Linked DNA regions of Homo sapiens: region 2 is linked to region 1. Evidence: chromatin contacts called from ENCODE Hi-C or POLR2A ChIA-PET data. All regions are on one chromosome and are shown on one strand. Each heading gives the region's core, a stretch centred on a gene start or an enhancer-like site at or near the end of the contact. The rest is flanking DNA. Distances are from core to core; before and after follow the strand shown.

Evidence for each region. A loop is a pair of places that touch in the nucleus more often than their neighbours do. ChIA-PET counts read pairs that join two places held with the same protein, here RNA polymerase II (POLR2A). Pooled maps may share reads with other maps.
Region 2: a loop to region 1 is called in a map of heart right ventricle, with 2.6 times the contacts of the local background. The contact joins two enhancer-like sites. A Hi-C loop is called at or near these places in 5 of 168 maps with a recorded cell type or tissue (GM12878, PC-3, heart left ventricle and 2 more), 7 of 37 single-sample maps with no recorded cell type and 5 of 50 pooled maps. POLR2A ChIA-PET finds 5 or more read pairs at or near these places in 2 of 52 experiments (BJ and WTC11).

Annotation. Positions count from the first base shown.
Region 1 is chr3:114,387,979-114,393,131 of GRCh38, forward strand. ZBTB20 (zinc finger and BTB domain containing 20) reads right to left here. Exons shown (of 12, transcript NM_001348800.3): 8 at 1,027-1,127. It overlaps ZBTB20-AS1 (ZBTB20 antisense RNA 1), which reads left to right. Exons shown (of 9, transcript NR_038993.1): 9 at 418-1,000. Among named protein-coding and RNA genes, the nearest start is that of ZBTB20-AS1, 39 kb to the left of the region's middle. Within about 2 kb of position 1,358, at least 2 of the 41 ENCODE cell types and tissues checked have a DNase peak (open chromatin) inside an H3K27ac peak, as active enhancers do.
Region 2 is chr3:114,807,101-114,812,253 of GRCh38, forward strand. All of the region lies in intron 4 of ZBTB20 (zinc finger and BTB domain containing 20), which reads right to left. Among named protein-coding and RNA genes, the nearest start is that of ZBTB20-AS3, 63 kb to the right of the region's middle. RefSeq lists an enhancer at 2,791-2,970. Within about 2 kb of position 2,856, at least 3 of the 41 ENCODE cell types and tissues checked have a DNase peak (open chromatin) inside an H3K27ac peak, as active enhancers do.

The sequences.
Region 1 (5,153 bases), core at 108-2,607:
TAAAGCAAAACTCTGGCTTCATCCCTTTAGGTTTGATTTATACCAGAATAGCTAAAGACATAGAAATATGAATGTAAATATCCTACCTGAAGCCTAAGAGGGATGTTAGTCTCCCAGGTTTAGCGTTTTCCAGTAACATAGAAGTCTGTAAAACACCATCCCATTACCTGCCTCATAACATATAGGAAAACTTGTGAATATAACAACTAGTTATTGTTTTAAAATGTGTAATTAAGTTACTTTGCATGCAGAACTTCTAAATAATTCAAATGACTGGCTTTTCTATTGGAAAATAGCATATATTCATCTGTTATTTCAGCAATGATTAATGAATACTTGATATCAAACTTTCATCAGTATTTTCCCATAGGTATCATATCCCCTACCCCAAATTATTTCTGTACTTTTCCTTGCAAGGTCTCTACTTCTCCTACATAAATGCCTTGCATGGCGGGAACTAAATCAACTACACAGACCCATACATCCAGAGAGCAGAGGTGAGCTGGATACAAGTGGCTTAGAGATGTGGTGGAAGGAGGCCAGAGCTCCAAGGGAAGGGCAGCAAGGAGACAACAGCATGGGTTGCAGCTCAGACAACAGGTAAATAAAACCAAGCAAAGCTGCTGGTCACAGATTTGACCAGGGTGGCAAGAAATGACAAGCTACCATGAGATTCAACAGTGGCACGGAAGGATGATGAGAAGCAAACAGATTAGGAGAAGCTGCCACCACCGTACATAGAGGCACAGATGACCAAGCAGAACAGCACCAGTCCCTGCAAGGTGTGCTCAGATACAGCTCAGCACAGCCATCTGGCCAGGAGGGAATGATAATGCACATGGTGTGCACTGCAGCCGGGAAGTTGAGAACCGCTGTGGGCACCTCAGGACTGAGTCTGGTTACCCTGCTGATCCAAGAAATGAAGCCATCTAAAATTTTGCCTGCTTTCACAATTTTCTGTGTGTGTGTGTGTGTATTAAACAAAGTGAACTAAGAAGCCTTTTATTGGAGACATAATGTACTCACAGTAGTTTCAAAATCAATGGTGTCACTCTTCAGGTAAATTACTCCAAGGCTTGGGCCTAGTGCAGATGTTCATTGGGGCAGGGAGCAGAGAGCGGCTGCATCTAGATCAGACAAAAAACAAAAATAAGGTTGTTAAATGAACAGGTGATGGTGATGGCAATTATTTATTTTGATAGGAAAGAACTTTGGGACTTGAGTGAGAGGTTGGTTGTTTGGTTCTACATCTTTGCACCAGAGAATGGCGAGGTACGGAAGGGAGAATGGAGAGGATGTTGTCCAGGCTCCATTTTCAGTGCTTTCACCTAACTGCCTGTGCAGCCTGGGACATCAACAGTACCCTGTCAGTGCGGGCGGAGCTGATTTTGTGGTTCTGACTTAGAAGCTGAGTTGTGGGTGACAGTGGGGGAAGGAAGTAGAAACAGTGTCCTTCAACCTTCCCACAGTTGATTCTTCTAGTATCCTTTTCTTTTTTTTTTCATTTATTATATTTATTTATTTTTTATTCACACATAAAAATTGTATATATTTATGGTATAAAACATGTTTTGATACATGTATACATTGTGGAATGGCTAAATCAAACTAATTAAAATATGCATTACCGGCTGGGTGTGCTGGCTCACACCTGTAATCCCAGCACTTTGGGAGGCCGAGGTGTGAGGATCACGAGGTCAGGAGATCGAGACCATCCCAGCCAACACAGTGAAACCCCGTCTCTACTAAAATGCAAAAAAATTAGCCAGGCGTGATGGCGCACGCCTGTAGTCCCAGCTACTCAGGAGGCTGAGGCAGGGGAATCGCTTGAACCCGGGAGGCGGAGGTTGCAGTGAGCCGAGATTGCACCACTGCACTCCAGCCTGGCAACAGAGCAAGAGTCCATCTCAAAAAAAAAAAAAAAAAAAAAAGAATTACCTCATGTATTTATCACTTTTTCATGGTGAGAACACGTAAAACCTACTCTCAGTAATTTTCAATATATACTACATTCTTATTAACGATAGTCATGAGGATGTACAGTACATCTCTGGAGTTATTCCTCCTGTCTAACCGAAATTTTGTGTCCTTTGACTGATGTCTCCTCAGCGTCTGGCAGCCACCATTCTAATTTTTGCTTCTATAAATTAAGCTTTTATAGATTCCCCATATAAGTGAGGTCACGTGGTATTTGTTTTTCTGTGCCTGGCTTTTCTAGTACAAAAAAAAGCCTATTTTTTCCCCATATATCATGGATGACCTCTAGATTCATCCATGTTCTTGCAAATGACAAGATTTCCTTCTTTTTGAAGGCTGAATAGTGTTCCATTGTGTACTTTTACCACATTTCTGATATTCTTGATTTCATTTCAGTCTCTCTCTTTATTGCTTAGTTCTTAATGTATTCTAGTGACACCCATTGATCTGGGCATGTTCTGAGCATTCCCTCTGTCCTTCACTGCAAAGGCTCCATTTTCTTCCATAGGCTCTAACCCTGAGGACACCGAATTACCCTATTTTTTCCCCTATACCTCAGTCTGCTATTCTGCCTTCTTCACTGGCTTATTTTCTTTCTTCTGTTCTCTAAATGTAGACATTCCTCTAGATCCTCTCCTCAGGCTTTGTCTACCCCAGTCCTCCCTGACCTCAACAATCACTTCTCCATGGAGAGCATCCACATTGCTATCTTTAGTTCTAGCTTTTCTACAGAGCTGCACACCCACATTCTAAATAACAGCTGGTTATTGGTTCATTCGTTCCTTTGTCCATTCATTCAGTGTTTATATAGCATCTATGAGGCACCTGGATGAATACAACAGGGTCTCTAACTTTGAGAAGTTCACATCGCCATCAAATACTACACAGGCTTTTCTAATTCAGAAAGTTTAGAACTTAATTCATTGTCTTTCCTTTAAAATCTGTTCCTTCTCTAGACGTCCCATTTCCTGCCATTGGTATTCTCTTCATCCAGTTACGTGGGCCTACAGCTGGGGAGTCATCTTCAATTCTTCCGTTTTTTTTTTCTTCCTATATCCAATTAGCTACCCAATCCTGTAGATTCTACTCTGATTGTGATTCCTGAATCAATACCTGTTTTCTATACCAGCCCCTATTTCTCCCTTTGCTACCTACTGTGAGGACATCTATGAAAAGCTCCTGACTGGTTTCACTTTTCCAGTTTTTCTTTACCTCTTGTCCATCCTTCACACAAACATTACATTAATTTTTCTAAAGTGCCCTTCTAAACATATCACTTCTTTGCTTACAGTCCTCCTTGCTTATTGGATTAAATTCAAACTTCTCAGTTTGGTATTCAAAGCTGCTACAATGTAGCCCAATCTAGTTTCTCACTCTTATCTCTACACTCCATTCTACGCTCCAGCAAAGTCCTACTCTTTCCTACCATGTTCATGGTATTTCTTCCTTTCTTTCAATGTCTACATGTAGCTTCTTCAAGGGCCATCCAAATGCCACCTCATTTATGAAGCATTTCACAAAGGAGAGTGCCCTTCTTAAATATTATTAGCACATTCTGTACTACTCCCTTTGCATATTCTACCAATTAGAATGGTTATTTGTGTAATTTGTCTTCCTTCTTCATAAGCCCTTTGAAAGCTGAGACAATTTTTACTCTGAGTACCCTATAGTGGGCCATGACTTCTTGCACGTTAAGTTTGCACTAGGCTGATAATCTGCTGAACTGAATTTAAAAAGAATAAACCCTCTTGCCTTGAGTCATAGAAACGGGGACTAAATTGAAAAGACCTAAAAGCTCATCTGCTTCAACCCCCTCATTTTTCAGACGAAGAGATGAAGGGAACTGACTTGCTCAAGGTCGCATCCTTGTTAGTGGCTGGGCAAGGATAACAGACATAAAAGGCCACAGACTAATATTTATCAGTGCTTACTTGGCACCAATAGGCCCAACAGATCATCAGTAATGACAAGACCAGAGAGAGGGAGGTTGGGGTGTGTAACCTGCAAAAATATATTGTGTTCCAAAATATAACAAATTTGCTTCATTTATTTGCTTCAACAAACCGAACTAATAAATATGTTTTATAGTTAAATGTTGTCTAAAAAATGAGGGTGGATTTAAAAAACAAGGAAGCAAAGTTTTCTAACATTACCAGCAGAAATAATTATGACAATACTGTCAACACCACTGGGGAGGAGGTGCGGATGGTTAATGGGTACAAAAAATAGAAAGAATGAATACGACCTACTATTTGATAGCACAACAGAGTGACTATAGTCAATAATAACTTAATCGTACATTTTAAAATAACTAAAAGAGGGTAATTGGATTGTTTGTAACACAAAAGATAAATGCTTAAGAGGATATATGCCCCGTTCTCCATGATGGGATTATTTCACACGGCATGCCTATATCAAAACATCTCATGTACCCCAGAAATATATACACCTACTATGTACCCACAAAAATTAAAAACAAATAAAATGTTAAAAATACCACTGGGGTGATAAACTCAGGCTGAAAATAAGAATAAAGAAATTTCTCATGCTTTGGAAAAGCTGTGTGTTCAGCTGGAGTTCTTGGTGAAAACATGCAGTAATTCCGTGGTTAAATTCATTACTTTGTAGAAACAAACTATTGGCAATCTGCTATTATGCCACATTAACACTTCTTTTTCCACCTAGCTTAGCCTAGTACTCATTCTCTAGGTTTGTTTAAATGTTTACTTGTTTTTCTTTCCTTATATTACTAATTTACTTGTAGAAATGCATAGACAATTGCCTCTGAGTCTGTTCAAATTTTCTTGCCTTGTTCTTCTCTTGTAGTAGAGGAAACATTAGTTGTTTCTCTTCTCTATCCTTATCCTCAAACAGAATCATTTTCTCTCACCCAAAGATGAAAAGCCCAACAAAACATGCTGTGGGGATAATAGTGTTTACCTAGGTGAGGAAAACAGACTTTTCCAGGGAATCTCAGTAATTATTACTTGGCCAGAAAAGCTCAGCTCTTAAATGTTAGCTCCAATACTACAAGACCTCATCTGCATCTCCCAGGTGAGCGCTTGACTCACTGTTACTCACCAGAGGAAAACCTTGGTAGGTAGCATTAATCAAACTCTTTTTGGCCAGTATGGTGGAGCCATGCTACGCATTGAGACATCCATTAAATAGCATCA
Region 2 (5,153 bases), core at 1,606-4,105, 420 kb after region 1:
ATTAGCTTGTCAATTTCTGTAAAAACGCCTTTATTCTTTTTGACAGGATTGTGAATTGAACTGTTTTCTTAATTTCATTGTTTGTTGCTAGTATACAGAAATATAATTGATTTCTGTACAATATCTCTTCTTATATTCAGTTAACTTGTTGAATTCCTTTATTAGTTCGTGTGTGTGGTGGGGGAGGTGTATGTACATTGCTTAGAATTTTCTATGTACAAGATTATATTGCCGGCAAATAAATAGTTTTACTTTTTAATTTCCAATCTGTATGCCACTGATTGTTTCTTTCTGCTGGTCTGTCTAACCCTTCTCTTTCCCTTCCCCTCCCCCTCCCCTGCAGCTGCTGCTGCTTCTTTTTTTTTTCCTCTAATTTGCTTCTCTCTCTCTTTCTTACATGTATTTATCATTCTGCACTGGATTGAATCTCCTGTACAATGTTGAACAGAAGACATAAGAACTGACAACCTTGCCTCTTTTCCGATCCTAGGAGTGTATCGGTCAGGTTTTCATCATTACATACATTATAAGTTCTTCATAGATGCCCTTTGTCAGGTTACAGAAGTTCTCTTCTATTCCTTTTGTTGAAAGATTATATCACAAATGGATACTGGATTTTCTCAAATGTTTCTGTACATCTATTGAAATGGTCATGTGTTTTCTCTTTTATTCTATTAATATGCTATATTGCATTAATTAATTATTGGATGTTAAGTGAAACTCACATTCCTGGGATAAATCCTCTGTGGTCAGCACTGTATAATGCTTTTCTACTTTGCCACATTTGGTTTGTGAATATTTTGTTGAGTTTTGGTGTCTATATTCATGAGGGAATCTGGTCTGCAGTTTTCTTTCATTGTGATGTCTTTGTCTGGCTTTGCTCTCAGTGTAATATTGTACAAATAATTGAAAGATGACCTTTCTTGCTCTATTTCTAGAAAAGTTTGTGAAATACTGGTATTGGATAGAATTCACCAGTGGAGTCATCTACATCTAGGATTTTCTCCTAACTATAAATTGTATAAATTGTATGTCTTTTTATTACGAGTCTGTTCATATTTTCTATTTCCTCTTGAGTCAGTTTTGGTAATTTGCGCATTTCTAAGATAGTCCATTTTATCCAGCTAATTGCTAACAATTGTCCAGTTGCTAACAATTGTCTAATTGTTAAGCAATGACAATTGAGGTCAACCAATGATCAGTCACAGGTTGTATTTCTAACTATCAAGCAATGAAAAGGATTATGAGGTTATAATATTTGTTCATAGTATAGTATGAGATCAGGAATGAGAGAGAAGGTATCACCACCAACCCCATAGAAATGAGAATGATTATGAGGTTATACTATTTGTTTATAATATAGTATTAACTATAACTATACCTCATAATCCTTTTCATTTCTGTGGGGTTGGTGGTGATACCTTCTCTCTGATTCCTCATTTTGGTAATCTGTCATCTTCTCTCCTTTTTCCTTGATCAGTCTAGCAAAAGAAAAACTAAGTTTTGGTTGATCTTTTCAAAAAACTAAGTTTTGGTTTCATTAATTTTCTCTATTATTTTCATTATCTATTTCATTGATTTCTGTTCTTATCTTTGTTATATCCTTCCTTCTGTTCAAACAGAATTTAGTTTTATGTTTATATCATGTCTATACTTACCTAAATAATGACGTGATGAGGTCCTTTTGTTTAGGTGAATTTTAGATACATTTTTATCATTTCATTTCCACTTAAAGGATTTCCTTCAGTATTTCTGGTAAGGCAGGTCTACTAGCAACAAATTGTCTCAGTCTTTGTTTATTTGGGATATCTTTATTTTATATTTATTTTTGAAGAACAATTTTGCTAAATATAAAATTCCTAAATGACATTTTCCCTTTTTTTCCTTCAGCACACTGAATACGTCATCCCTCTACCTCCTGGCTTTGTTTCTAATGAGAAGTAAGCTGTTAATCGTAGTGTTGTTTTCCTGTATGTAACAGTCTTTTTTTTCTTGTTACTGTCAAAATTTTCTCTTTTTCATTCAAAAGTTTGACTATAATGTGTCTATGTACAGATTTTTTTTGTGTTTATCCAACATGGAGTTTTTGTGCTTCTCAAATGTGTAGATTAATGTTATTCATCACATTTGGGAAGTTTTTGGCTATTATTTCTTCAAATATTTTTGAGCCCTTTCTTTCTTTCCTCCTCTTCTCTACCATTACACATATGTTAGTATGCTTGATGGTCTCTCACAGGTCTCCGAAGCTCTGCTCATTTTTTCATTGTTCTTTTCTCTTCAAATTAGACCATTTCTATTAATTGATCTTCAATCTCATTGTGTCTTTATTCTGCCATCTTAAATATTCTGTTGAGATTCTCTTGCAATTTTTTAATTTCCATTATAATATTTTTTAACTCCAGAATTTTTGTTCCTTTTAAAATAACACTTATGTTTATATTGATACTCTCTATTTAAAGGGTAATTATAGTAATACTTTAATTATTTAACATGATTTCCTATTATTTTGAACATATTTATAATAGTGCTTTCAACTCTTTGTTTGCTAAGTTTAACATCTGCTATCTCCACTTCAACCCAAATATAATTTCTTTTTTTTTCTTCAGACACTTTCTTTTAACCACTTCTTAAATTGGGTATGAGTCACACTCCTGTTTATTACATGTCTCATTTTTTTCTTGAAAATTGACATTTTATATAGCATATTACAGCAACTCTGGCTTCTGACTTTTCCCTGTTGAGGGTTGTTGCTGTTATTGCTGTGTTTGTTTATTTAGGACTTGCCTAACATAACTCTGTGCAGCCTCTCTTCCCCATGCTGTGCCGCTGCTGATGTTTCTGCTCAGTTTGTGTAATTTCCATTTTCGTTTTTGAGCTGGGACTTTCCCCTGTGTTAACACAGTTTAGTGGTCAGCCAACGATCAGTCACAGGTTGTACTTAAACACCTAGGGCCACTATGCTAACGCCTCTAATTGATATATACGTGTGTGTGGGTTGTAGAATGCACTCAAAGTTCAGGCAGTTTACAAGTGTTTTTTTGATTTTTACTTTCCATTTGTTCTCTCTTATCTTCTCTCTGTGTGTCCAAAGCCTTAGGTCTTCCCCAGAGTATGTGTGCAGCCTTTCAGACCTCTAGGAATATGTGGTAGCTTACCAAAGTTCACTATGATAGTATCCTTTTCCAATTCTCCCTGCTAAATTTCTGGCCAATCTGCCAGTTCTTTTCTACTCTGAATTGTAACTTCAGGCTACATATGATGTTTATTCTCCCTGCTTGTTTGCCCCTGAGATTGTCACTGTTTTGACCACACCTAAGGGCATGGGGTTTTTCTATGTTCTGCTCCATCAAATTATCGAATCACCCCCTTTCAGCAGTGAAGTTGTGGGTTTTCATGACTTGTCCTGCCCTGGCAGAACTACTGATACAATGGAACTGTGGGGACGGATAATAGGAGGAAGCACTCCCGGCTAAAACACTGTGGGCTCCTAACTGTGCTAGTTGTCCCAACATAACTTTTAATTTGGCCACTTTCACTCCCAAAAGTATCCAGCTTCTGTGATATGATTTATGACCTTTTAATCTATAGTGGGCATAAACGACTTATGCCATATGCCATTTCTTCAGCGAATGACCACTGCCTAATTCTTTTCTTAGTAATGCAGGAATCAGGGGCCTAGCTGCAGGTATCCATGCATGTGGGGTGGCGGGGGGGAAGTCTAACTGCCATTGAATGAACGTTTTCATAATGGTTACATGTGTATAGAAAATCTTCAACTGCCCCTCCTACTACATCTCTAGAAAGTTTAAAGGTTTGGGGGGGATTAAGAATTTCTAGGGAAGTGTATGGGATATAGGGATAAGGTTACCAAAATTCTCCCATGGGAGATAAATAGTTTTGCCTCACTCTATAGAGTTTGGAGAAACCACTCAGCGAGAAGGACTAGAATTACTTTGGTTAATAATGAGTTGCTATGAACTTTGGAGCTGGACTAACCTATTCTAAGCAATTGTAAAGAATATGTCATTTAGACTTAATCTTATACAAAACAATAATAGCTCAGAGATCTAAGCAGGTCCAAATACTTACTTGGATCAGGTTAGTATTTGCCAGCTTATTTTCTCACAGATTCCTGGGCTCACTCAGGTTATACTTCCTTGGGAACACACAAAGGGAATAAGCTCCTTTTGGAACTCAAATAACTTGTAAATCAGAAAGTTCCCATATGGATATAGAGAATAATATTTACTATATAATAATTTTTCCTTTACATGATGATCCACAATAAAGTTCCCTTGAGAATACACTTCCCTAGAGCATTTAAATTATGAACGGATTTACAAAATAACTCCTATCACATGAAAAGAGATAAACATATAGTATCTGCTTCTAGGAATTATCTAAACTCATTTTCCTTCAGAGACTTAAATAGATGAAAAAAATCAGCAAACTTTGTTTAGGAAAAATTCAGAATGTATAAAGCATTAATTGTGAATATCTTACTGATATCTTTGGATCAACATAATACTTCACTTTTACAACATGTTGAGGAAATCAAAGTATTCACCAAACTTCATCTCATTAAAGTGTCATAACCTTTAATCTAGGAACCCGTAATAGTAAAGATTACTGTTTCTGTCTGGAAAACAAGAAATCTAATCCATGAAACAAAATCCTGAAACATCACATACATTGCTTAAAGATGTAAGTCTGAGGATGGAGAATGTGATGGAACTCCGTCACCTTGTTGTATAAGTGTGTCCGGAATTGGTGGGTTCTTGGTCTCACTGACTTCAAGAATGAAGCCGCGGACCCTCCCGGTGAGTGTTACAGTTCTTAAAGGCGGCGTCTCCGCAGTTTGTTCCTTCTGATGTTCGGATGTGTTCGGAGTTTCTGCCTTCTGGTGGGTTTGTGGTCTCGCTGGCTCAGGAGTGAAGCTGCAGACCTTTGCGGTGAGTGTTACAGCTCATAAAGGCAGTGTGGACCCAAAGAGTGAGCAGTAGCAAGATTTATTGCAAAGAGTGAAAGAACAAAGCTTCCACAGTGTGGAAGTGGACCCCAGCCGGTTGCCACTGCTGGCTCCGGCAGCCTGCTTTCATTCTCTTATCTGGCGCCACCCACATCCTGCTGATTGGTAGAGCTGAGTGGTCTGT